2 separate regions of the Mus musculus genome follow, and region 1 is linked to region 2. A link is a loop called in an ENCODE intact Hi-C map of the cell type or tissue named here. Cell type or tissue: heart. All regions are shown on one strand. Links, peaks and the distances in the headings refer to the core of each region. The heading gives the core; the rest is flanking DNA. Region 1 overlaps Osbpl9 (oxysterol binding protein-like 9). Region 2 has its middle 4.5 kb from the start of 8030443G20Rik.

Evidence for each region. Peaks named below come from ENCODE experiments on the same cell type or tissue, not always from the same donor. Only the 100,000 strongest peaks of a DNase experiment are listed, where the experiment ranks them.
Region 1: it touches region 2 in a loop (7-fold over the local background); 3 of 42 quality-filtered maps call a loop at or near these places.

The regions. Positions count from the first base shown.
Region 1 is chr4:109,161,372-109,169,705 of GRCm38, reverse strand. The region is part of intron 2 of Osbpl9 (oxysterol binding protein-like 9); the gene reads left to right. Gm52703 (a long non-coding RNA gene) reads right to left here. Exons shown (of 3, transcript XR_003955256.1): 3 at 4,529-5,157. Among named protein-coding and RNA genes, the nearest start is that of Gm52703, 32 kb to the right of the region's middle. In heart, for the core only: CTCF peaks have their summits at 3,782 and 3,985 (motif pointing right); a DNase peak (open chromatin) is centred at 3,985.
Region 2 is chr4:108,972,418-108,980,751 of GRCm38, reverse strand. No RefSeq gene overlaps it. Among named protein-coding and RNA genes, the nearest start is that of 8030443G20Rik, 4.5 kb to the right of the region's middle. In heart, for the core only: a CTCF peak has its summit at 4,080 (motif pointing right); no DNase peak of the experiment used is centred there.

The sequences.
Region 1 (8,334 bases), core at 246-8,245, 190 kb before region 2:
GTAGCATTCTGGTCCAGTTTGGCACCTTCCTCTCTCTGTTTCTGCTCTGATTGGTAGCTTCATCCAGAAACTGAATCAGACTCACATTTGATCCTGTTGACAAGACTATAGGTGTTGTGTTCTTGGAGCAGGACACACATGTCTAGCTCCTGTTCCTTATTGATAGTAGTGGGTGCTAATGCTTAGTGAGTACTCACTGGTTTGGCAAACTGGAGCTAACTAGTCTATAGTTATGTTAATTTTATGATGTTTAATTTTTTTTTAAAGATTTATTTATTATTATATGTAAGTACACTGTAGTTGTCTTCAGACACTCCAGAAGAGGAGTTGGATCTCATTACGAATGGTTGTGAGCCACCATGTGGTTGCTGGGATTTGAACTCTGGACCTTCGGAAGAGCAGTCGGGTGCTCTTACCCACTGAGCCATCTCACCAGCCCATGATGTTTAATTTTATGAGAGTTTTCTTTTCCTCTGTTATCTGTTACCTAACAGTATAGTTCAGATAGGCAGGATAACTGCTTAATTATTTCCTTTCACTTGCCCAGTTTTTAAGATAATGGCTTCAGTTCACAATCATTTACATATCCAAAAAAATTTGTGCACCATATTAGTAACAGTAGCTCCAAAGCTAAACAATTCAAGTGTCTATACATAGAAAACTGAAATTGTGTGTATGTGTGTGTGTCCTGAACTGTAAATATAAATTAAGAAAGGGAGCTGAAATTGGATGGATCACAGGGCCCCCAATGGAGGAGCTAGAGAAAGTACCCAAGGAGCTGAAGGGATCTGCAATCCTATAGGTGGAACAACATTATGAACTAACCAGTACCCCCTGGAGCTCATGTCTCTAGCTGCATATGAAACAGAAGATGGCCTAGTCAGCCATCAGTGGAAAGAGAGACCCATTGGTCGTGCAAACTTTATATGCCTCAGTACAGGGGAACGCCAGGGCCAAGAAGTGGGAGTAGGTGGGTAGGGGAGTGGGTGGGGGAGCGTGTGGGGGACTTTTGGGATAGCATTGGAAATGTAAATGAAATAAATACCCAATAAAAATATATTAAAAAAAGAAAAATTATATAATAGTTCATAACACACATTTCCTATAAAATAAATGTATTTGTGTCTGGAAGACAGTAATGTAAGTTATTATAATGATTACAATTTTCTGATACCTACATATCATCTAAGAAATTAGTGCACTTTTGTAAAGCATATTTTAGTCTATGAAGATACTTTGCCCTGAATTATTTAGTGGGAACAATAAAATCAAACAAAATGTTTACTCCAAAAAAAAAAAGAAAGAAAGGGAGCTGAAATCCCTTACGGTGCTTTTGTTCCAGGGTTTTATTAAAGCAACTGGAAAAGAAACTAAGACAAATACTATTGAGCCTTAAGAAAAGAAAGGAAAATTTCACATATGCTAACATGTATGGATTTTGAGGGTATTATACTGAGTAAAATAAGCTAGTCACCAAACACAAATATCCTTGCAAACTGGAAGTAAAATGGTTTCCAGACTGAGCATGGGGAAATAACAAATTGTTATTTGGTGGGTATGGAATTGTTTGAGTTTAGAAAGGAGATTTCTGGAGATGGATGGTGGTCCTCAATGCTGAACCCTAAAAATGACTAAAACAGTAAATATCAGGTTGATATGTTTTTAAAAAAGATTTATTTTATTTATTTTATGTATATGAGTACACTGTAGCTGTAGAGATGGTTGTGAGCCTTCATGTGTTTGCTGGGAATTGAATTTTTAGGACTTCTGCTCGCTCTGGTCAACCCCGCTCGCTCAGTTCCTGCTTGCTCCAGCCCAAAGATTTATTTATTATTATATATAAGTACACTGTAGCTGACTTCAGACGCACCAGAAGAGGGCGTCGGATCTCATTACAGATGGTTGTGAGCCACCATGTGGTTTCTGGGATTTGAATTCATGACCTTCAGAAGAGTAGTCAGTGCTCTTACCCACTGAGCCATCTCACCAGCCCAATATGTTTTGTCATATATAAAAACACACATTGAATTTTCCACAATTCCACAGGTAGTTGGATTTTCTGCAAGAGCTACAAGGGTGAAGTAAAGACTGGGGTGGGTTTTATCTGGAAGCTCTAAGAAAGAATCCTTTTCAGGCTGTTAATCATATTTAGTTGCTTGTAGTTAAAACATCTGAAGTCTCTTTGTTACTGTCACTTGTCACCCTTACTCTGCTTTTGTGCCTAACTGCCAGGTCTCCTACTTATAGGAGCCAACAAAATACACATTTTCCTGTACTGTTGTGAATCCCTGATTCCCATTCTGCTCACAGCTGCAAAAAATACTATTTGATAAAGGCTCATGCAGATCAACAATATGAACTAAGTACCCCAGAGCTCGTGGCTCTAGCTGCATATGTAGCAGAGGATGGCCTAGTCAGTCATCAATGGGAGGAGAGGCCCTTGGTCTTGCAAAGATTCTATGCCCCAATACAGGGGAATGCCAGGGCCAGAAAGCGGGAGTGTGTGTGTGTGGGTTGGGGAGCAAGGGTAGGGGGGAGGGTATAGGGGATTTTCGGAGAGGAAACTAGGAAAGGGGAGAGCATTTGAAATGTAAATGAAGAAAACATCTAATTTAAAAAAAAAAAGAAGGAAAAAGGCTCATGCAATTAGGTTAGGTTAGGTAATCTTTCTGCTTTTATTAATCAAGGCACTGACATGCTCTCATCACATCCTGTTTGCATCTATAGTCCCAGGAGAAGAGATTATCCAAGAACAAGTGTCATTCTAAGAATCCTGCCTGCTGCCTATCCGGTCAGAGAAGGACCTACAGAAACCTGCATTTAAATCTCATTTTACCCTTTGATTGAGTGACAGAGGGAATCTGTATGCTTGGGTTTGAGTTTTCTTTAAGTGAGGATCCTAATGCCTTTCTAGCAGAGTTCTGTGAGCATTAGGCACTTGGTGCATCATGAAGGGTAATGCAAAGTGTATTTATGATAAGGCTGGGGTGCAGTTCACTTGGTAGTGCGCATGCTTCCTAGCATGCACAAGGGTTCCATCCTCAGAGCTGCATAAAAGCAGATGTGGCTGGTGCATTCCTCTAATCCCAGCACTAAGGAGGCAGAGGCAGGTTGAACACAAGTTCAAGGTCATCTCCTGTGACTTTAAGTTTAGGGTTTGTATTGCTTTGATGAAACACCATGATCAAAAAGCAAGTTGGGGAGGAAAGGGTTTATTTGGCTTATACTTCCATATTGTAGCCATGACTGAAGAAAGTCAGGACAGAAACTCAAGCAGGGCAGGAACCTGGAGGCAGGAGCTGATGCACAAGGGAATGGAAGTGTGCTGCTTACTGGCTTACTACCCATGGCTTGCTCAGCCTGCTTTCTTAAAGAACCCAGGACCACCAGCTGAGGGGTGGTGGCACCACCCACAATGGGCAGGACTCTCTCCCATCAATCACTAGTTAAGAAAATGCCCTACAGCCAGATCTTGTGAAGGCATTTTCTCCAAGGTTTTCACTTCTCAGATAACTATTGTGTGTGTCAAGTTGACATATAAATCTAGCCTGCACAAGATCCTGCCACAAAAACAAGAGTGGAGAGGGGGGAGAGAAAGATTGTCCTTTGGGCTTCCTGTGTGAGAAACATCTGGGCAGTTGTCGATTGCCAGGAGCCCCCATCTACACACCTTATTTTAGAGAAAGATCCTAGGATCTTTAGTTTTGAACACACCCTCTGGTTGATTATGTTATGCAGACAAGTTGGGATCACTGTAGACGGATCTCGGGGAGCTCACATGTTACTGCCTGAGACGCTTCGCAGATCTAGTTTCTTGACCTTTTAAGGTGTCAGGATTAGCATTTTTTTTTTTTTTTCTGGAGTTAGGGACGAGTTTCGTGCTTCGTGCACCACTTCCAAACCCCATCTCCAGGCACTGAATTGACTTAGTTATTTATCAAGGTCACACATTCATGGTGAATCTGTCAGCAAAATTATGTGCCACTAGATGGCGCGCTTGCCCTGAAGAAGTAGTGATGGTTGCTGCTTGGATCTGATCTTCCACTTCATCCCCATGGTTTTATTTTTAGGTTTTAGCCTTTTGAGATAGGGTTTCTCTGTGTAACCCTGGCTGCCCCGAAACTCTCTTTCCCTGTGAACCAGGATGGCCTCGAACTTACAGAGATCTGCCTGCTTCTGCCTCCTAAGTGCTGGGATTGAAGGTGTGTGCCACCACTCCCCAGCCCCATGTTTCATCTGAAAGCACAACAATAACATTTTTAGGAAATATCTGCAAAATGGATAAGTAAAAGCATTAAAGAGGGTGAGAGGTAGAGACCACAGCATGGCGTCTGTGGAATGAAGGTTAAGAATGAATTCTGCCCTATGAAATGAGCCAACACTTTCCATGCATTCCTGAGCTCTTAAAAAGAAGAAGAAAAGCTAGACCAGACGGGGTACCATACTGTTCACTCACAGAATTGTCAGCATCAAATTTGTTAATGTATTTGAAAAGTGGTAGAGATTGAACCTACTGCTTTAGAGATCCCAGACCAGCAGTTCACCACTGAGGGGCATTCCCACACCACTGAGGGGCATTTCCAGCTCCCTTTAGTTTTTTTCAGACCAGGGCTTACTGATGCCCATGCTGGCCTTGAACCGTGGTTCTCTGCCTCAGCCTCTCGAGTAGCTGAGATCATAGGCTTGGGCTGCCATGCCTGCCTATAGTAAGCACTATTGGTGCAGACGAATCTTGGACTCTGACATTCTGAGAGGCTTAGGATCACCACAGAGAGATGGATTATAAGTCTTATGTACTTAATAGTGAAGCAGTGTGCGAGTTCTTTCTTTTTTGTATGTGTATGTGATTTGCATACATGTTCTCCTGTGTGCAGCGCTTTCCAAGTTATTAGTAAGGCAGGCCCATTCAGGTGAACTCTCAGCTTGCCATGCTAGCCAGTTCGCTCCAGGGCTCCTGTCTCTGCCTTCAGATGCTGGCTTTCTAGGCAGAAGAACGTTCATGTGAGTCCAGGGGATCCAAACTCTGGTCTTGGCAAAAGATCTCACAGTGAGCACTTTAACTCCTAGGCACTCTCCTAAACCTCACGGTCCTCATTAAATCAGCAGCGAGAGAGGTGCCTGCATTTGCTGCTGCTTCAGTGTTAAACCCTGCAGGTCCTAGAATATCAAATGAAGAAAAAGCAAGAGATAAATGGCTTGGTCAGAAAATTTGTGTTTGCGTATGTTTCTGTAAACTACACAAGTGGTCTCGGCACGTGGTCATATAAGAGCAAGGAACAAAGAAAAAAGATAGGATAGGCGATGGGACAGTAGGAGAATTAAAGTTAATCCTATTTGCACATAACATGTTTATGTGCGTACAATCCACGAGAACCTACAGAAGCATTGGAGGGATGGCTCAGTGGGTAACAATGTTCGCTGCTCAATCAGATGACCTGAATTCACTTGCCAACTCCCACAATTTGTCCTCTGACCTCTGCATGTGTGCCATGACACATATGTGCCAATAAATAAAATAATGTGAAAACATTGCATAAACTTTATTTTTATAACTAGCCTTGAACAAAAACTTTGGATATTGAGGTTACTGGAGAGATAGATCAGTGGTTAAGAGTACACACTGTTCTTTCTGAGGATTGGAGATCAATTCCAGCAACCATTTCAGGTGACCCACAACTGCCTATAATCCAGCTCCAGGGTATTTAATACCTTCTGCTGGCATCTGTGGGCACCTTTGCATAATAGCATACATGCACAGATGCACACACAGATGTAAATATAAATACATCTCAGGAGGCAGAGCCAAGTGCATCTCTGAATTTGAGGACAGTCTGGTCTACTAAGGAAGTTCCAGATCAAATCATTTGTGTGTTTGTATATGTGTGTATGTATATATATATGTATATGCACATATATATGTGCACGTATATATAGTAAGACCCTGTCTCAAAAACAGCAAATTGGATATGAGAACAATGTGCAAAAGCTAGTAACATTCTTTAATAATTCCTGTAATCAACTAGGAAAAGAGTTAAAAGAACTATATTTGTAATAATAGGTGGGCATGTTTAAAGGACATGTATATATGAGTGCACAGTTAAGTTCTACTGTTGTTTCTGTAGCCAGGGACATTGTGTGCTTAGTGTAAAGTGGGAATAGTGTGCTTAGCAGCAACCATGTTCCTTTTAGGAGGTGGGTGAGCAATTTATGCTCTGGAGTGGTCATCATTCCTTTATTGCCTTTGGAATCAGTTTACCAACCTACTTCTCTCTCTTTCTCTCTCTCGCTCACTCGCTCGCTCGCTCTGCAAACAAAACACACAAAACAACACCTTGTATCTTGTTTTGCCTTGTTTTTTTTCTCCCAAATCATTAAAACAAAACTGATTCTATCTTAGGCTTTTGCATCATTATTCATGTTTAAAGTCTTTCTGTGTGTATAGAAAAAAGAGAAAAAGAAAACCAAGAAATCCATCCACTTGGAGAAGACTCTGAAGCTGTAGCTACTGTCTGCAGCCTGAAGAAGTATGTACTGATGAGCATGCCTCAGAGAAGACCAGCAGTGGCGCACAACTTAATCTTAGCACTCAGGAGGCAGAGGCAGGCGGATCTCTGAGTTCGAGGCCAGCCAATCTATAAAGTGAGTTCTAGGACAGACAGGGCTACACAGATAAACTGTCTTGGAAAAAACAAAAGAAAACAAAACCCAAGACACAACAAAAAAGAAAACCTCAGAGAAAAAGAGGCCATAGAAGATAAGTATGTATTATGTTGGGGTCATGAGCCTTAAAAGCATCACAATAAAAGGTTGATATTTTGGTGGGTTAGAACAACAGTTTTCTTGATATTATTTCCTCTATGAGTTGCCAAGAGAAGCTTTGCTCCAGAATGCCCCCACCCCCACCCCAATATCAGAGCAAACCCAGAAGGGGGGAGAGGAAGGGTAGCAGAGAGAATAACTGGGGATGTGTGGTTGTGGGAAGGGTCTTGCAACAACCGGTAGCTCTCAAGCAGTTCAGGTACAGAAGTCACTGAGGGAAGTTAGCGCCTTGGGGCTCAGCTGTGGTGCAGTGTGGCCGTCTCTGAAACCTGGCCAGTTGTGACAGTGAAAGTAGAAGTCCTTCGTTATTGTACCAGAGCAACAGGAATAATTCAGGATTGTTGTGGGCAAACAGGTCATAAGGTCACCTTCTGTGAGATGAAGAAGAGCTGGCGATGTGCTTCTTGCACTCAAGGAATGGAAGACTGAGACGAGTTACAGGCCAGAGGTTTGGATGATCACAGAATCCTGCCTGGAAAGGAATTAGAGAAAGTCTAATTGCTGGAGTGGATGCAGACTCAAAGAGGGTCCTGGCTGTTGTTGAAGAGTCTTGCATATGTGCACCAGCAGCTGGGGCTGGTGAAGAGGAGAGAAAAGGTGAGAGGGAATGGAGTAAGATGGGTGAAAACCTTTGCCCAGAAAACCATGAGCATTGTGGTAGTGAAGCTGTCAATCAGTGTGAGTGCACTCGTTCATGCATGGAACTTGCTGAGTCCACTTAACACTTCTAAGGGTCGAGAATACCACCCCTAATTCAGGTTTTCTCAGACAGTTCCATAGACCTCAGAAGATAAGTTCCATGCTCTCACCTACCCTCCTGTACATGGCCAGCTTGACTGTGGTGGAGGTATGATTTAGAACATAAAAAGGCCAAGAAAAGTGAGAGGGCCTATTTTCCTAATACTGAAATGTAAAAGCTTCTAGAGGCTTCCAGAAAACAGTGCAGGAAAAATATTTCCTTGGTCTTAGGACTGAGAAACACTTCTTGAAGGACACACGGGAAGTACAACTATAAAGTATAAACTGAAGACATTGTAGGGAAGGAATTAAAGTTAAGAACTGTTCCTCAGAAGACAGAAGATGTAAAGGGCAGGGGACAGATACTGTAGACAATAGAAAGAAAACTGAGAATAGGAAAAGATGGTTTGTTTCTTGCGTATCAACGTCACTGAACGGTTGTCATCGTACAGAGGATATGCAAATAGCGATAAACATGAAAAGATACCCAATCAGATACCAGAGAAATGGAAACTAAAGCCCCTGTCAGATTTTCAGTGGTCACTGCTGCGTGATTTCAGATGTGCTCGTGAAGTGGGAGTGAGGCCAGCACAGCTGCTCTTAGAACCCTCAACAGTCTGCAGACCACCAGGCTCATACCTCTGATCTAGTAACTCCACCCCAAGGTTTGAGTCTACTAAGCATAAGAAAAGATCAACAGTGTCCAAACCAACATTATCCTGGGGTAAAACTGGCAGTATAAATGTCTATCCACAGTGAAATTGATGTTTTGAATAG
Region 2 (8,334 bases), core at 230-8,229:
TCCTGCCTCGCTGGCCTAACATTCCCCTATCCTGGATCATCAAGCCTCCACTGGACCAAAGGGCTCCCCTCCCAGTGATGTCAGATAAGGCCATCTTCTGCTACATATCCAGCTGAAGCCATGGGTATCCCCTGTGTATTCTTTGGTTGGTGGTTTAGTCCCTGGGAGCTCTGGGGAGTCTTCTTGGTTGATATTGTTCTTCCTATGGGGTTGCAAACCCCTTCAGCTCCTACAGTCCTTGGTCTAATTTCCCCATTGGGGTTCCTGTGCTCAGTCCAGTGTCTGACTGTGTACATCCGCATCTGTATTGCTCAAGAATTGGCAGAGCTCTCAGGAGACAGCTGTATCAGGCTCCTGTCAGTAAGTACCTCCTGGCATCCACAATAGTGTGTGTGTTTGGGTCTGCATGTGGGATGGATCCCCAGCTGGGGCAGTCTCAGAATGGCCTTTTCTGCAGTCTCTGCTCCACTCTTTGTCCCGGTATTTCCATGTGTGGTCTTGTTTTAGGATGAAATTATATATATGTATATATATATATGTGTGTGTGTGTGTGTGTATATGTATATATATTCCATTTGGTCCATGATCTGTCCATTAATGAGAGTGGGGTGTTGAAGTCTCTCACTATTATTGTGGGAGGTGCAATGTGTGCTTTGAGCTTTAGTAAAGTTTCTTTTATGAATGTGGGTGCCCTTGCATTTGGAGCATAGATGTTCAGAATTGAGAATTCTTCTTGGCAGATTTTTCCTTTGATGAGTATAAAGTGTCCTTCCTTATCCTTTTTGTTAACTTTTGGTTGAAAGTCTATTTTAATAGATATTAGAATGGCTACTTCAACTTGTTTCTTGGGACCATTTGCTTAGAAAATTGTTTTCCAGCCTTTTACTCTGAGGTAGTGTCTGTTTTTGACACTGAGGTGCGTTTCCTGTATGCAGCAAAATGTTGGGTCCTGTTTATGTATCCAGTCTGTAGCCTATGCCTTTTTATTGGGGAATTGAGTCCATTGATGTTAAGAGATATTAAGGAATAATGATTGTTGCTTCCTTTTATTTTTGATGTTATTTTTATGTTTTGTGGTTATCTTCTTTTGGGTTTGTTGAAAGAAGATACTTTCTAGCTTTTTCTAGGGTATAATTTCCCTCCTTGTATTATCCTTTGAAAGACTGGATTTGTGGAAAGATATTGTGTAAATTTTTTTGTCATGGAATATTTTGGTTTCTCTGTCTTTGGTAATTAAGAGTTTTGCTGGGTATAGTAGCCTGGGCTGGCATTTATGTTCTTGTAGGGTCTATATGACATCTGCCCAGGATCTTCTGGCTTTCATAGTCTCTGGTGAGAAGTCTGGTGTAATTCTGATAGGTCTGCCTTTATATGTTACTTGACATTTTCCCCTTACTGCTTTTAATATTCTTTCTTTGTTTTGTGCATTTTGTGTTTTGATTATTAAGTGACAGGAGGAATTTCTTTTCTGTAGAACCCTGTAGGAGTTCTGTAGGCTTCTCGTATGTTTATGGGCATCTCTTTCTTTAGGTTAGGGAAGTTTTCTTCTATAATTTTGTTGATGATATTTACTGGCCCTTTAAGTTGAAAATCTTCACTCTCTTCTATATCTATTATCCTTAGGTTTGGTCATCTCATTGTGTTCTGGATTTCCTGGATGTTTTGGGTTAGGAGCTTTTTGAATTTTGCATTTTCTTTGACTGTTGTGTCAATGTTTTCTATGGTATCTTCTGCACCTGAGATTCTCTCTTCTATCTCTTGTATTCTGTTGGTGATGCTTGCATCTATGACTCCTGGTCTCTTTCCTAAGTTTTCTATCTCCAGTGTTGTCTTCCTTTGTGATCTCTTGATTGATTCTATTTCCATTTTTAGATCCTGGATGGTTTTGTTCAGTTCCTTCACCTGTTTGGTTGTATTTTCCTATAATTCTTTAAGGGATTTTTGTGTTTCCTCTTTAAGGGCTTCTGTTTACCTGTGTTCTCCTGTTTTTCTTTAAGGGAATTATTTATTTTCTTCTTAAACTCCTCTATCATCACCATGAGATGTGATTTTTTAAATCAGTCTGCTTTTCTGGTGTGTTGAAGGTAACCAGGGCTCACTATGGTGGGAGAACTGGGTTCTGATGACACCAAGTAGTTTTGGTTTCTGTTGTTTATGTTCCTGTGCTTACCTTTCCTTTTGCCATCTGGTTATCTGGTGTTAGCTGGTCTTGCTGTCTCTGACTTTGGCTTGTCCCTCCTGCAAGCCTGTGTGTTAGTACTCCCGAGAGACCAGTTCTCTCCCGGACGAATGGATCCCATTACACATGGAATGCTGGGAATTGAACTCAAAACTTCTGGAAGAGCAGTCAGTGCTCTTAATCACTGAGCTAACTCTCCAGCCCACCCTGATGACATTCTTAAGGCAAGGGTATTTAGCAAGAGTTGTAGCCGCCTGCGGCTACATGAACTGGGTTCCCCTGAAAGGGGGGCTGGGGTTGAAAGCGATCAGACGGCAGAAAAGAATGAGGCCAAGACAAACCTTTTTGTTCAAAGTCTCTGAAGTTTACTTAGAGTCCGTGCTTATAAAGAGGGTAGGCCCATTCCCCCCACTCCCCCCCCCACCACCCCCCACCCCACCCTCCCGCCAGCCCATTCTTGGTACCCAGAGCCAGCCCGTAGGAGATCTACAGGGTGTATCTCCGGAATGTCTCAAGGACCTTTCAGCAGGAAGCAGAGTCTTGGAGAAGAGCAAACAGAGCCACCAAGGTCAGAAGGCTATACCCTAGGTAATCTCCTTCTTAGTGGTATCAAGGTCAAAGTTTGGATCAGCCTGCTTCAAGGCTGAGGGAGGCTACAAAGAGTCTTTCTGTAATTTTTTTGGTGACATCACAGGTCTGTCACAGTGATAAGCAGTCAAGTCTGTTCTCAAACCAGCCTGAGAGACTTCAGTAAGACCGGAGCCTGGACAAACGTAGTTCTCAAGAGCCATACAGCCCAGAGAAAGGTGTTACTTTTCTAAGTCACAGCTTCTTAAAAGGGGGTATTGAGCCTCCATCAAGTTGTAAGGATTAATCAAAATAATAAATAAATAGATATGTGTACTGTTGGGGGCACTAATAGGCATGTACAAGAGTTTGTGAGCAACAGTTGTAGAAGAAAGGAAAACGCAAAAGGGGTTGGCTAAATTTTCCCTGCTAAAATCATAAGACTTTGGACAAGTCTCTTTGGCTTTTGTTTTGTTTGAGTTTTTTAGACAAAAGGCCGAGAAATGATTTGTTTGAGTTTTTTGAGACAGGGTTTCTCTGTGTAGCCCTGGGTTTCCTGGGGTTCCCTTTGTCAACCAATCTGGCCTCAAATAGAGAGATCTACCTCTGTCAGCCTCCCGAGTGCTGAGAGTAAAGACCACTCTCCCAGTCTTTGGACAAGTCTCTTATTCTTAGTTCTCTTGTCTACAAAACACATCTGCATAGGGCTGTCAGGAGGAGTCTGTGCCATTACACTCAATGAGCACCTGTTACAGAGTGTGGCCAGTAATGGTGTATTCAAGAATTATTACAGAAAAGGACTGAGCATGACTGCACTCCAGAAGATCCAACAAGCAGCTGAAAGAGTCAGATGCAGATATTTGCTCCCAACCAATGGACAGAAGCAGCTGACCCCTGTGGTTGAATTAGGGAAAGGCTGAAAGAAGCTGAGGAAGAGGGTAACCCTGTAGGAGGATGAGCAGTCTCAATTAATCTGGACTCCGAGATCTCTCAAACACTGGACCACCAACCAGGCAGCATCCACCAGCTGATAGGAGGCCCCTAACACATATACAGCAGAGGACTGCCGGGTCTGTGTTCAATCAGAGATGAACCCTCAAGAGACTGGAGGCCCCAGGGACTTTAGAGGTCAGGTGGGGTGGGGACATCCACGTGGAGACAGGGGTGTGTGGAGGAGCTATGGGATGTGGAATAGTTGGAGGGTAGACAGGGAGGGATAAAATCTGGAGTGTAAATAAATAAATAAATAAATAAGAACTATTACCTTAGTTCTTGAAGTTTAATGTCAAGGCCTAATTGGGCTTGTTGGTGTTGGCAGCTGTGATCTCCTGATTGGACCACAAGAGGGAGGTAGATGCACAAAAGTGGACGTCTTTAACAGGACTCTGGATAGAAGGGATAAAAAGATGTAGCCTTCTCTCTGGATTTTGTCAGAAGAGCCCTAAGCTTCTTTTTAACCACTATTCATGTACTTCTATCATGGAAGCTTTTAGCTGGTGGTGGTCATGGCGGGTGTTGTTTTTATTGTTAAAATCCTGTTATCGAGGGAGATGGAAACAATGTCTACCCCTCTTCCCAAGGTCCCAACTTAGACGGAGCAAATGGAGATATGATTCCACCAAAGACTCATAGTTCACTGTGGGCAATCAATAGACTTACAGAGCATAGGTGAGGGGCTACGTCCCAGAGTGGGCGGTGCTCCTCCACCAAAGGCCAGGCTGGAAAGTCTTTACCCAGCAGGGATGGTGACTTTCCCACAGCTGCATAGAGGGAAGTTCCAGTCTTTCTTGGTGCATATACTCAAGCCCCTCCCCAAAGTGACAAGCAATTAGGACAAGCGAGGCGTACAACAGGTGGTAAGAAGTGTCTGGAAATTCAGGTGCCCCTCCTTGCCCCTCCAAGAGGAGATATAAACGGTTAACAAGCCCTGCTGGGATGATCTACTGCAAGTGGATACAGCTGATCTTCCAAAGATGGCAGTTATTTGGCTCAGAGGATAAGCATATGAAACAGTTGTTTTCAAAAGGAGGCTAGATCAAAGAACATTCAATGGATAGCCTTTAATGTTGTGAATTTCACTTCCACTTGGAGTTCCTCTATCACCTGATACATAGACTATGACTACATTATACCATTAATACACTCGCTTTCCCCCATTCCTCATTCCAGAAGTCAGTGGCAGTTTTTGTCTACACTCTGCTCATAGGATTGATTTCTTCTCCTTCTTTTTTTGTGGGGGGGGGGGTTGGTTTTTGGGAGTTTTGGGGTTTTTGTTTGTTTGTTTATTTTGTTTTTTTTTTTTTCGAGACAGGGTTTCTCTGTGTAGCCCTGGCTGTACTGGACCTCACTCTATAGACCAGGCTGGCCTCAAACTCAGAAATTTGCCTGCCCCATCACTTAATGGCCTGTGGACTGAGGTTTTCCATGGAAATTGCGAGGAGTGGGCTAGTTTCTTTTACAGAGCCAGGGATCAAAGGAATCCAGTTCACTATTTATATGCTTGTTTGTAAACTTAGTAAAGAGCAGTCACTCTGTTTTATAGCTTATGCTCCACTTGCTTCTTTGCAGCTTGAAGAGTCGTCAGATGGGTGTTCTTGAGCTGTCTGCTGGCGCCTTCTTTTTTCAGTAGCCACCCTTCTTGGTGGGAAGACTCAAGAGGTCTGGGTGCCTTGCCTAACTGTACTAAAGCATGGCCTTCATCCACTGTGTAGCCAGATATGACCCATGGAGTGACTACTTCACCTTGTGTGTTTAGAAGTTGTGTTCACTGGTTTTAAAAAAAAAAAAAAAAGAGGATTTCTTTACTTTTCAAGAAAGCCTCCTATTTCATGTGTCTAGCTCCTCTTGTATGTTTAGAACTAAATCCTGTGCTCATGGGTTATCCAAGGAGGCCAGACTCGGGGCCGACAGCTCAGAAATGGAAGAACACTAGAGGGTAGAAGTTAAGTTCCCTTATTGGGTGGACTGTACCAGGTGACTTTAAGTCACCTTATCTCTCTGGATTTCAGTTCCTTCATCTATACAGAGGGACCAATAATGCTTTCTCCATGGAGTTGACGTAAGAATTCAATAAGATTGCTTAATAGGTGCCTGTGCCTGGCACAGAGTAGATGGTTAATAAATAAATATGCTTCATAAATATTAATTATAAATCCACCTAGAGGGGCATGGGAGTACTTGTTAGAGTTTAGGAATGTTGGTGCCAATTTGCCATCCTCTATAGTCTGTAACAATATACTGTAACAATATCAAGTAAAGAGTCTTAAGGAATTATTGGTAATTCCAGTATAATATTGAATATTGATCTACCCTGAAAGCAAACCAACCTTCTCGCCATTGGGTATTTACATGATTTCTGTTATCTTTATGGTATATCTTAAACTCTGATACTGGATTTATTGGTTCTTCTTTTCCCCTGGCAGCATAAGAATCATTATTCTTAGTTACTACCTGATATAGCACACACTAAGCTTAATATTTGTTGAATGACTAAGTGACTCATCATTCCTACGAAATTAGGTGTAGTAGCATGTATTTGTAATCCTAGAACTCAGGAGGTAAAAACAGGAGGATCAGAAGTTCAAGGTCAACTAAAGCTATAGGAAATCTTGTTCCATAGATAATTGATTGATAGATAGATAGATAGATAGATAGATAGATAGATAGATAGACAGATATTCTTAGGAAATTATGCCCTGAGATTTGTGTCAATCTATCCTGATAAACTTACATTAGAAAATTACTCTGCTGAGTGAGTGGGGTGGTGCACACCCTTAATCTGAGCACTCAGGAGGCAGAGGTAGGCAGATCTCTGAGTTCGAGGCCAGCCTGGTCTATAGAGCAAATTCCAGAACAACCAGGACTATATGGAGAAACTATGTCTCAAAACAAACAAACAAACAAGTTACTCTGCTGTTTTGATCACCATTCTTATTTATTCACAAAGCCTAATGTGTACTATGTGTTTAGCAAATATCTTTGAACCACTAGATGAACACACCCACAGTAATATTGACAACCTTATACAGTAGAGGAGGCTATGGAGTCAAAAATGCTGAGGTCAAATCCTGGCTTTAGTGCCATGAGACTAACATTCTCCACAAATCTAAATTTGTTCTTGTGTAAACTAAGGGCAACCTAATCTTTCTCGTGCATGTATTGTGAGAACTAAATATGATAACACTGCCTAGCTCACAGTGAGCGCTTGGCAAGTGTTATATCTCCATAGTGCTGAGAATGTGGACAGTACCTCGCACTCATTAGATCTTTTTTTTAAAGTGTGTGAGAGGTTGTCTAGTGCTCACATTTACCCAACACAAGCCAAGGAATAGGTCTTCAGCTTTAGAAGGCATAAGAAACTATTGGGAAGATAGTTTACCATAAATGTAGCTTTGGAAGGCCATGTTCTGAGGAATGTCAATGATTACTTGACATTGCAATCCTGTCTTTGCTTTTGGGAAGGAAGGGGCCTTTCCCTATTTCCCTAGAACTGGTCCAACAGCCCAATTTCCTGTGCTCATCATCTGATCTGGGTCATTGTCTAAACCATTCAGAAGTTCCCTCCGGGATCAATGCCCCAGATTAGCATTCCGATCCTCACTCTCAGCCTGCTTGTCACCTCAGCCTGAAATGCTTCTTATTCTCCCTATTCACTTCTTCCCATCCACCAACGCTTAAGCTCAAGTCTATGTTCACAAGCATCTCTTTAGAAATTCTCTTAGCTTTTGAAGTGATATCTCTTCCTTGGGCTCTGAGGAAAGCAGTTCTCTCAGCACTGCTTCCCAAAAGGAATGATGTTCATGAAAAACAGGGTCTTTAACAAGCTGATGTCATCTTAGTAACCCCGAGGGCTGAGGTCACTAATGTCCTGATTCTGATTCCTGATGCTACGGTTGTGAGCGTCTGGTGTTTGTGACACTGAGACTTTATGTGGTTTGGGCACTATAAATGTATAGCAGTGACAGGGGTCTTATTTGGGGTGTTGAGGGAGGGAGGTGTGTTTCCAATTCTTCTCTCTCTCAATCTCTCTCTCTCTTTTTTGTTTTGTTTTGTTTTTGTTTTTTTTGAGACAGGGTTTCTCTGTATAGCCCTGGCTGTCCTGGAACTCACTTTGTAGACCAGGCTGGCCTCGAACTTAGAAATCGACCTGCCTCTGCCTCCCGAGTGCTAGGATTAAAGGCGTGCGCCACCACTGCCTGGCAATTCTTCTCTTCTTGAAGGGCTTCATTCAGTCAAGAAACACAGTTTGAACAGAGACTTATTCAGCACAGTAGCAGATATCTGTTTAGGAGAGAAGCATAAGCTTAGTCTGTAATGCTAGGCAAACCAAGCACGAAGAGGCCTGAAGTGGGCTGCCCCACAGAGAGAAGCATCAGGGTGGCTACTGCATTGTGGATTTTAAAGTGATTATATAAATATTTATGAGGTGGGTAGCATATTCATGTGGTAGGTAGGTGATGCTTATTCTGTCCCAAATTGTGGTGGACCAGTTTTTCCTTTTAGGTATTTTCCACCATGATTCCTACCAAGGGGGTGTGGCTGTCAAAACCATAACGAAAGTGATAGAATAATGAACTTAGGTCTTTTGA